3 separate regions of the Homo sapiens genome follow, and all the other regions are linked to region 2. A link is a contact called in ENCODE Hi-C or POLR2A ChIA-PET data. All regions are on one chromosome and are shown on one strand. Each heading gives the region's core, a stretch centred on a gene start or an enhancer-like site at or near the end of the contact. The rest is flanking DNA. Distances are from core to core; before and after follow the strand shown. Region 1 overlaps NEDD4L (NEDD4 like E3 ubiquitin protein ligase). Region 2 overlaps NEDD4L (NEDD4 like E3 ubiquitin protein ligase). Region 3 overlaps NEDD4L (NEDD4 like E3 ubiquitin protein ligase).

Region 1 (3,295 bases), core at 784-3,283, 140 kb after region 2:
CGAGGCCATCACGGAGACAGATGATTCCAGAGAAAGAACAGTTTCTGATATTTTGACATTCCAGGCCAAGAAACTATGTAAGGACAAACAAAAGATCCTGAATTATACGGCCCCACTAGTGGGTGAAGTCTCACTTCAAGAACATGATGGCTTGACTACATATGCAATAATAAGAGAAGATGAAATCACACTCCAGAGAGCCAGTACACCACCGTGGAAGAAAGATATTTGAAAATTTCTCTTTTGTTTTCCAGATTTGCTAAATAATGTTTAAAATCACCTAACCAAGTTAAAATCCCTGTTCTCAATGAACTCGCACGTGATTCAAGTCAGTGTCAGAGAGAGTGTTTTAATATACAACCAATACTATCATTTTCCTACTAGGAAAAAAAACAAAACTGCGATAAAGCTGTAAGACTAGCCTAGTTTGATTTTTCTACCAGCCACTCCCAAACTTGAAACGCAGTATTTCTTCCACATGTTTCTCTACTTTCCTACCATGAACGCCTAGTTTTAAGCATCTAAAAGTCACAGAAGCTTAAAACAATGATCAATCAGTTCTTCAATAGGAGACACACAATAACATGCCTATAACAATGACGGATAAAAATGCGAACAACCCTTGAAGTGTATTTACTACACATTCCTATGCCAGAAGGAACGTTAGCACACATTCATTAAGAATCCAGGCATATTTTCTATCCCTTGTGTTGATATTATACAGTAGGAATGCCAATCCTTTTAATAATTTACGGAGGAGTTACACATTGCAGATTCCTTATTAAACATTACTTACACTAAGGTCATAAGTCCAACGAATATTCCGTAGCGAAAGTGGGCAATATTTTAATTGCAATACACTCATCTAAATTATGTCTGCATCTGTTTGTATGCATTTAATTCATCATTATTTTTCATGCATTTATTAACACAAAGCAGTGAGAGCGTTTTCTCTAAGGCAAAAACATTTCACAATTGCATTCATTTTTAGACCTTAAAATTTACAGTGGATATCCAAAAGCTTCATACGCTGTATTTTAAGCATGTTACCCTTGAATGGAAAAGAAAATAAATAAAAAGCTACTGCACTATCTAGGAACCCCATTCCCTGGCCCAGAAAGTCAATGCTAGCAGAATTAGTCTGTCATTGACCGACCAGCAGCAATATGAAAGAGTTTAATCTGGAAACCATGACAAAATAACACTGACACTCCCAGTTCTAAATATATATGTTGTAGAAAATCAATGGCTTATAACATCAGAGGTTGGCAGACTGCAGCCCGTGGACCATCAGCTCACACACATGCCCCTTTGTTTATGTATTGCCCAAGGCTGCTTTAGTGCTATGTCAGAGACCATCAGTCCTGCAAAGCCTCAACTACTTAGTATCTGGCTTTTTACAGGAAAATAAATAAAAAAGCTTGTTAGGCCCTGATTTAGATAACTACCTATAGCATGTAGGAAAGGTTTTATTTACCATTTAAGAATTTGCCAGTTCACTTAACTTATAAATAACCTTTAAAATCTTAGCTTCCAGGCTTCTCCCCCAAATAGAATTATTCAATAATTTTATAAAGTCGATGACAATGTTTCTTAGCAAATGAAGTAATACAACATTGGCAATACATATCTGAGAAAGACAACATTCTGGAGTTCCAAAGATGTTTCCCAAATGGATTCAAGATTGTGCGTTTTTAAAAGCATGACTTTTGGGTAGAAGGGACATTGTTACCTTCAATAACACAGATGCATAGGAGGCCCCAAGATCACCAGCCTCACGGCCTCCCCAAAGCTGCACCCACTGAGGATGGGGTGGAGAGCCAGTCCTGTCTACAATGGGGAGAACCATTAAAAAGGTTCAGAGAAACGAGTCCCTTCCTCCTGGGGTGGGGACGCCGGCAGCCACGCTCCAGCATCCTAATGCACACCTCTCCCTACACAGCACCTTCTGGCTGTGTTCCTGAAGGCTTGGTTGGTAGTTCAATTTTTGTTAAATAAATATTTTCCTCATTGTCTTACACATTCAGAACTGCTTTCATTTCTGACTCATCTCAAGTTGGCAACCTTCCCTTCCTCATACTTGAGCTTCTTACACTCTTTCTACCCTTCCTCCCCGCAAGAAAAGGAAAACAGAGGAAGACAGTGAGACAAACAGAATGCACTAAGACAAAGACTCCAGATTCAGGGCACGGGCGTGGGGGCACAGGCAAAGACAGCGGAAGATAAAGGAGAGGAAGGAATGAGGAGGGGCCGGCGGCTCAGGGAGAGGTGCAGGAAGGGGCCAGGGGCTCAGGACACAATGTCAGGCAGGGGATCCAAACTTCACCAGCCCTAGGACTGGCCTCATACTTTTGGCCCTATTGGTGCCTTTGTATCTATGTCAAAATGCGACCCCAGCACTCCTCAGCAGCTTTTTAATTTAATTTTCTAGGCTGCACTCTGACCAGATTAACAAAATTTGTCAAACATCTATGTGTCAGACACCTTCCGCTTCCTAAAAAACACATCAGATTCTCTGCCCTACAGACTCAGTGACCCCAGCATCATTCTAGACTGAAGAAAACGAGGGCAAGAAGTCTTGTAGTTTTCCTTCCACTCTGTCAAAACATTTGGTAAAGCAGAGGTGTCTTTGGTAACAGCAAATATCCATGCATCAGGAGTCAGGGCAACGTGAACAAGGTTCCACAGTAGGGACTCTCACTAATCTCACAACATCAGGGAATGGTACAGAAAAGTGACCTGTCTGGCTGGACACAGTGGTTTGCACCTGTAATTCCAGCACTTTGAGAGGCCAAGGCGGGAGGGTCACTTGAGGTCAGGAGTTTGAGACCCACCTGGGCAACACAGCAAGACAACACCTCTATAAAAATTTTTAAAAATTAGCTGGGCATGGTAGTGTGCCTGTACTCCCAGCTACTGGGGAGGCTGAGGCAGGAGGACTGCTTGAGCTCAGGAGTTTGAGGTTACAGTGAGCTATGATTGCACCCCTGCACTCTAACCTGTGCAACAGAGCAAGACTCCTGTCTCTTTTTAAAAAGGGTGAGGAAGAAAGAGATGAGGGGGGAAATGAAGCAAGGAAGGAAGGAGGAGGAGGAGAGAGAGAGGACGACAGAGTGAATGAGGGAGGCAGGAGAGAGGGACAGGGACAGAGAGGAAGAGGGAGGGAGACAGGGGGAGAGTGAGAGAGAGAAAGAAAGCAGTCTAGTTTGCTCTTTTATTTACCAAAACTGGAGTGGGAGAGAGAAAAAAGCTTATGTGGAAATGTTTGTAAACTGATCATATATTCCCTGCATGC
Region 2 (3,133 bases), core at 1-2,500:
ACATGAATATGATCTCAAGGCAAGGAGAGAGGCCTGACGCCCTCCACGTACCTCCATGTCATCCCTCTGGTCACTGTTTTCTTCATCTTGACCTCCATTTTTTGGCATATAGGCCATTTTCAATCGCAAAAATCCCTTAACTCGAGACTTATGACTGCACACATAATGGAAGAAAATTGGTTAGAAGGGTTGTGACTTCAAAGGACACTTAAAATCGTCTTCAGCAAAAGCCAACCACCACAGCACGCAGGGCAGGCATCCCCACCCACCCATACCCACAGCACACAGGGCAGGCATCCCCACCCACCCATACCCACAGCACACAGGGCAGGCATCCCCACCCACCCATACCCACAGCACACAGGGCAGGCATCCCCACCTATACCCACAGCACGCAGGGCAGGCATCCCCACCCACCCACACCCACGGCACGCAGGGCAGGCATCCCCACCCACCCATACCCACAGCATGCAGGGCAGGCATCCCCACCCACCCACACCCACGGCACGCAGGGCAGGCATCCCCACCCACCCATATCCACAGCACGCAAGGCAGGCATCCCCACCTATACCCACAGCATGCAAGGCAGGCCTCCCCACCCACCCATATCCACAGCACGCAAGGCAGGCATCCCCACCTACACCCACAGCATGCAAGGCAGGCATCCCCACCCACCCATATCCACAGCACGCAAGGCAGGCATCCCCACCTATACCCACAGCACGCAGGGCAGGCATCCCCACAGCATGCAGGGCAGGCATCCCCACCCACCCACACCACAGCAAGCAAGGCAGACATCCCCACCCACCCATATCCACAGCACGCAGGGCAGGCATCCCCACCTATACCTACAGCATGCAGGGCAGGCATCCCCACCCACCCATACCCACAAGCCTCACCTTCTTGGTCTGAGGAGAAAGTCCTTAAATGTATAGGGTCGCTCCATGGTTGGATCTTCTGTCTGTGGGGAAAAAACAGTAAATTAAATTTTAATATTCCTAATAATTTCATGTTTTAGATACAGGCAACTGGATTACAGAGAATATATTTTGAATTTTAGAATGTGGCACCGCTGAATGTGTTTCTTCACTTGGTACCTGACAGTCCACGGAACTGATCTACTAGAGATCCACTAGATGTCACTATCCACACCGGGTTTTAGGAGCCAGCCCCAGCCACAGACAAATGACAAAATTACAGCTGTCATTGCCAAGTAAAATTTCTAACTGCAGGGTGTGGCCTCAGTCTCACAGAGCTGATTCACTTCGGAGAACCAGCGGTCACCAGTGCCTTGCTATATGCCTGTGACTCGAGACACATATGGGTGGAGTAAACAGAAGAATATACAAGATTTAATCTTTGAGGGAAACTTTGTTTTTTGTATTAAAATCTCACAACATCAGCCTAAGAGAATTGAAAGACTATCTCCTGCACAGAGATCACCCCAGGAAGCAGCACCGATCAACCTTCTGCTGAGGTTCAGTTCATGAAGCTATGAGTACAAGTGGAGTATTTGTTCATTTTTAAAGAAATCAGTGTTCATTTGATTGTGTGAAGTTCATTGTGAAGTTCCTACCAAAGCAGGAAATTGGATAAATAAGTGTGACTATTTCATTAATCTTTAAATACTATATATTCAGTAAAACCTCAAATACCTAGACCCTTCAATTAAACACAATTTCAAATACTTTTATAGCAAGAGATAAACCAGTCCAGTGATTTACTGTATCAGGTTTGTGTGCGCGTGCATGCACACACATGTATGTACGTATGCACTGCTATTTGAAATGTTATCTGTTTATGTCATTCTCTGCTTTAAACTCTCAATGGGTTCCTACTCCTCTCATAATAAACTGAAAATTCTTTCCTATGACTTAGAAGACCAACTATAATCTGGCCTTGAATCAACTTTAACCTCATTGGGAACCAGTCTCTCTCTTCCTTCCTTGTACTCCCAACCATCCTGTCCTCATCTGCCATGGATGCAGATTATATGTACTGCAGTAGGGCCCATGCACAGGCAGGTCCCTCTGCTGGACAGCTGACTCTGGATGGCATGGCTGTTTCCACTTTGCCATCCAAGTGTGAGATCCCAGGTCTCATCCTTTAGAGTTCCCACCATCAGCCACCCTTATCACCCCCCATCCTATCGTCCTGCTGTATCTTCCTCATATCACTTTCTGAAAGTACCTGTTCATTTGTTGACATACTAGTTTATTATCCATCACTTCCAGAATGTAAGCCCATGAGAACAGAGACTTGAATTTGCTCACCATTGGATCACCGGTGCCAAGAACATTGCCTGGCACCAAGTAGGTACTCACGTAAGCACTCAATTCATCTGATCTGTAGTAAACTATGGAGGCTCTCAAAATTCACTATCATTGAATGAAGTAAATTATATTTTCTAGACTGTTCTTATGAGGCAGTAATAAACATACATTTTGAAAATATTTTCTACCAAAAGGTTTGTAAATATATATAAGGAAATAAATGGATAATTTATTAAGAAAACTATTGCTGGTTTTCCTTCCTTTTTTCATTTATTAAACCAACATTTATTTATTTAATTTAGAGACAGGGTCTTCTGCTGTCCAGGCTGGAGTATAGGGGCACAATCATAGCTCACTGCAGCCTCAACTTCCTGGGCTCAAGTGATCCTCCCACCTCAGCCTCCCAAGTAGCTGGGACCACAGGTGTGTGCCACTATGCCTGGCTAATATTTTTATTTTTTATAGACATGGGGGTCTTCCTATGTTGCCCAGGCTGGTCTCAAACTCCTGAGCTCAAGACGTCCTCCTGCCTTGGCCTCCCAAAGTGCTGGGATTACAGGTATAAGCCACCATGCCCTGCCAACCAACAAATAATTTGAGAGCAATATTATGTCAACGACATGTGGATACAACATGGTATAGCAGTCCTTATGGTTACAATTACAAGGGAAGAGCCATCATGTCAACAATCCACTAGAAGCTAAGGCAGAACAAATTCACTGACACAGAGAGGTTACATTCTGTGAGACTTGGGGTACAGGGAACAGACGGACTCTGACTTGGAAATCAAAATGGTTTTGGATGTGGAGTTCAATACAATACAGGGTGATGGGAAGGCTTTGAGAGGTAGAGAACAGGGA
Region 3 (2,958 bases), core at 324-2,823, 180 kb after region 2:
CGCCTGTAATCCCAGCACTTTGGGAGGTCGAGGCAGGTGGATCACGATGTCAAAAGATCGAGACCGTACGGGCTAACACAGTGAAATCCCGTCTCTACAAAAAATAAAAAAAAAATTAGCCGGGCGTGGTGGCGGGTGCCTGTAGTCCCAGCTACTCGGGAGGCTGAGGCAGGAGAATGGCGTGAACCCAGGAGGTGGAGCTTGCAGTGACCCCAGATCACGCCACTGCACTCCAGCCTGGGTGACAGAGCGAGACTCTGTCTCAAAAAAAAAAAAAAAAAAAAAAAAGAAAGAAATTTTGGAAGGCAGTGGGGTCGGGGGGGTGGGGTAGACAAAACCCACAGTGCCTGCTCCTTTACATTTCTCTGAAGTTTGCCATGACCCTAAGCTCCTACTTGGCTTTCACAAAACAGCGTTGTTTTCACAGCTCCTGTGAGTTTCGTCAGACAGTAGCTGGGAATGCAAGAGCTGAGCCAGGCTTATGAACCACAGGCATGGATTCTAAGATTATTTCCCATTTTTAACTTGAAATGTAGAAATTGGAGACAGGCAAGGTATACTTTTCAAATATTCCTTTTAGCTACATTCAATGTAAATGAGACGCATGCACATATATAATACATGCATTCTTAACACTAGTCACATAACATATACGTACATGAAAATATTCATGACACTAGAGGGAAAAACAGAACTTCTTCATATGAATGATGAATTCCTGATTGTTTGTACACAATCCTGTACACAATCAGGAATTCAAGGCCTGCTTTCAGAATAGGAGTAGGAACGACTAGACCAGAGTAAACCATCAACACATAAAGTTTTTTTAAAAAAAACAAAAAAAACCCAAAAATTGTCTTTCAAAGGAATCAACATTTTGCCTTATTTCCATCCCAGCCCTGGTGATTAAAGGAATTTTGTTTGATTTTATTCTGTAACTCAAAATGACTTTTTTTAAATGTCATCCTAACAAACCATATGTGCCTGTCTGCAGTAACACTGTAGCAAGAGTTCATATTTTCTCTAATCTGAATAACTTATATTGTGTTACCCCATAGTTGCCTTGTGTAGGGACAATAAAAGGTGCTTTATCTACCACATCCCCCGCCAGGTAATGACCTCCAACACCAGTAAGGAGGGAGCTCTCCAACCCTGCTGATGGTTAACACGAACCAGGGCAGCCACCCCGTGCTGGGTGCCCATGGCGTGGCCAGCCCAGTGGAGCCACATCAGGAAGGTGTTATTAATATTATCCTCCCCTCCACCTGAGGACACTAAAACTCAGAGAAGAGAAACAGGCCTGGCGCTGGCTTCTGACTGGAGAGCTGGGTCTCAAACCCACGTCTGTCAACTCACAAAACCCCACCATCCCCCATCACTCTTATCAGAACCATATTATTGACAACGTGATAGTTATCGGAGCATAATGAAATCCTCAATGCTTCCCTCTAAGGCCTCTGATAATCTCAGAAAAATGAGCAACAACTCGGAGCAAATGCCACAAGGCCACTCCACTGGCTTTACCTCCAGCAGAGCCATAAGAGTGGCCAAGGCCGACACAAAGGTTTAATTCAGCAGCAGAACTCTGCCACCAACAGGACAGATGACACCAGAAAGGCACTCCTCCTCTGAGAGAAACACTGCAAATACACCACGTTATGGAAAGGAATCCTCCACTCAGAAATGGACAAAAGAATCCACTCATTACTATAAAGGAAGCAACCTGATTGGCATTTTCACAGCAGGCAGCACCAGTCTACATTTTTATAAAATGACAAGGGGACACACTATGTATTTCCTCGTGCTGGTGGCCCTTTGTGGGGCAAACAGAGGGCTAATCCTCCACTCAGAAATGGACAAAAGAATCCACTGATTACTATGAAGGAAGCAACCTGACTGGCATTTTCACAGCAGGCAGCACCAGTCTACATTTTTATAAAATGACAAGGGAACACATTATGTATTTCCTTGTGCTAGTGGCCCTTTGTGGGACAAACAGAGGGCTTCTATAAAGCTTAGGAAGTATGATTTTAATCACCGGGCAAATTCATAGGTGGAGGCTTGAGCATTTCCTTTATCTCTGTACCAGAATTTCCCAGGTATACACTCCCCAGCATGTCATCAGCCCAGCAGCTGCAAGACTGCACGCTCTGTCCTTAGCTAGATCGGGGCCCTCTGGGACTAGGTATAGGTATGTCATTGCTCCAGTCCCCTTCTGGATGTTCCAAATCTAGTCCAGGCCACAACACCTCTCCCCTGGATTCCCTGGGAAGCCCCCTAAATTTGGGTCCCTGCCTCTATTCTTGACCCTTCCAGTACAATGAGCACTGAACCAATGTCCATCAGCAATGCAAGCAAAATATAAATCTGATCAGGTCACATCCCTGCTTGAAATGCTAAGTCTAGGAGCCTTAACATAACCTACAAAGCCTCCATCTCACCTGCCTGACTCATCATCCTCGCCTCTCTCCACTCCTGCCTGCCCCCACCTGCTCAGCTGTAGCCACCCTCCCCTTTTAGGGGGTTCTACGGTGGTTTCCTGAGCTTCCTCCCTTTGGGAGGTTAGCAAAGATGAACACAGCTGATTCGAAGTCAGGCTCCTCAGGCACAGCTGCCTCTGCTCGGCCAGATTTCTATGGCTCTACCAGAATGAAGAGTGACTTTTGCTGTAATCATGTAACACAGACAAAAGACATCCTCCACCCTTCTTCTGTCCCTAACTACCAACACTGGAGTTAGGGGATTGTCAATTTTTACTTTGCTTTTTTCTGTATTTTGTTTGGTTATTTTTAACAAACACGCATTATTTTAAATATATTTTTCTGATTACAGAGTTGATAGAATGTTGATAGGATTATCAACATTCCTAATAATCCTAAAGTTGATAGGATTATCTTGATTGTATCAGCCCAATTTTTTTCCCTGCCAGCAAAACAGAGTTTTGGTTCATTAAGTATT

What was found. A loop is a pair of places that touch in the nucleus more often than their neighbours do. ChIA-PET counts read pairs that join two places held with the same protein, here RNA polymerase II (POLR2A). Pooled maps may share reads with other maps.
Region 1: a map of chondrocyte shows a loop between it and region 2 (4-fold over the local background). The contact joins two enhancer-like sites. A Hi-C loop is called at or near these places in 37 of 168 maps with a recorded cell type or tissue (CD4-positive, alpha-beta T cell, CD4-positive, alpha-beta memory T cell, CD8-positive, alpha-beta T cell and 25 more), 14 of 37 single-sample maps with no recorded cell type and 34 of 50 pooled maps. POLR2A ChIA-PET finds 5 or more read pairs at or near these places in 2 of 52 experiments (MCF 10A and naive thymus-derived CD8-positive, alpha-beta T cell).
Region 3: a loop to region 2 is called in a map of endothelial cell of umbilical vein, with 6 times the contacts of the local background. The contact joins two enhancer-like sites. A Hi-C loop is called at or near these places in 24 of 168 maps with a recorded cell type or tissue (GM12878, HCT116, IMR-90 and 18 more), 10 of 37 single-sample maps with no recorded cell type and 34 of 50 pooled maps. POLR2A ChIA-PET finds 5 or more read pairs at or near these places in 3 of 52 experiments (AG04450, BJ and HEK293).

The regions. Positions count from the first base shown.
Region 1 is chr18:58,176,085-58,179,379 of GRCh38, reverse strand. The region is part of intron 2 of NEDD4L (NEDD4 like E3 ubiquitin protein ligase); the gene reads right to left. Among named protein-coding and RNA genes, the nearest start is that of NEDD4L, 130 kb to the right of the region's middle. Within about 2 kb of position 2,033, at least 7 of the 41 ENCODE cell types and tissues checked have a DNase peak (open chromatin) inside an H3K27ac peak, as active enhancers do; they include stomach, where a contact is called at or near this core.
Region 2 is chr18:58,320,253-58,323,385 of GRCh38, reverse strand. It overlaps NEDD4L (NEDD4 like E3 ubiquitin protein ligase), which reads right to left. Exons shown (of 31, transcript NM_001144967.3): 7 at 900-961; 8 at 52-154. Among named protein-coding and RNA genes, the nearest start is that of MIR122HG, 120 kb to the left of the region's middle. Within about 2 kb of position 1,250, at least 13 of the 41 ENCODE cell types and tissues checked have a DNase peak (open chromatin) inside an H3K27ac peak, as active enhancers do; they include body of pancreas and stomach, where a contact is called at or near this core.
Region 3 is chr18:58,139,371-58,142,328 of GRCh38, reverse strand. The region is part of intron 1 of NEDD4L (NEDD4 like E3 ubiquitin protein ligase); the gene reads right to left. Among named protein-coding and RNA genes, the nearest start is that of NEDD4L, 97 kb to the right of the region's middle. Within about 2 kb of position 1,573, at least 2 of the 41 ENCODE cell types and tissues checked have a DNase peak (open chromatin) inside an H3K27ac peak, as active enhancers do; they include body of pancreas, where a contact is called at or near this core.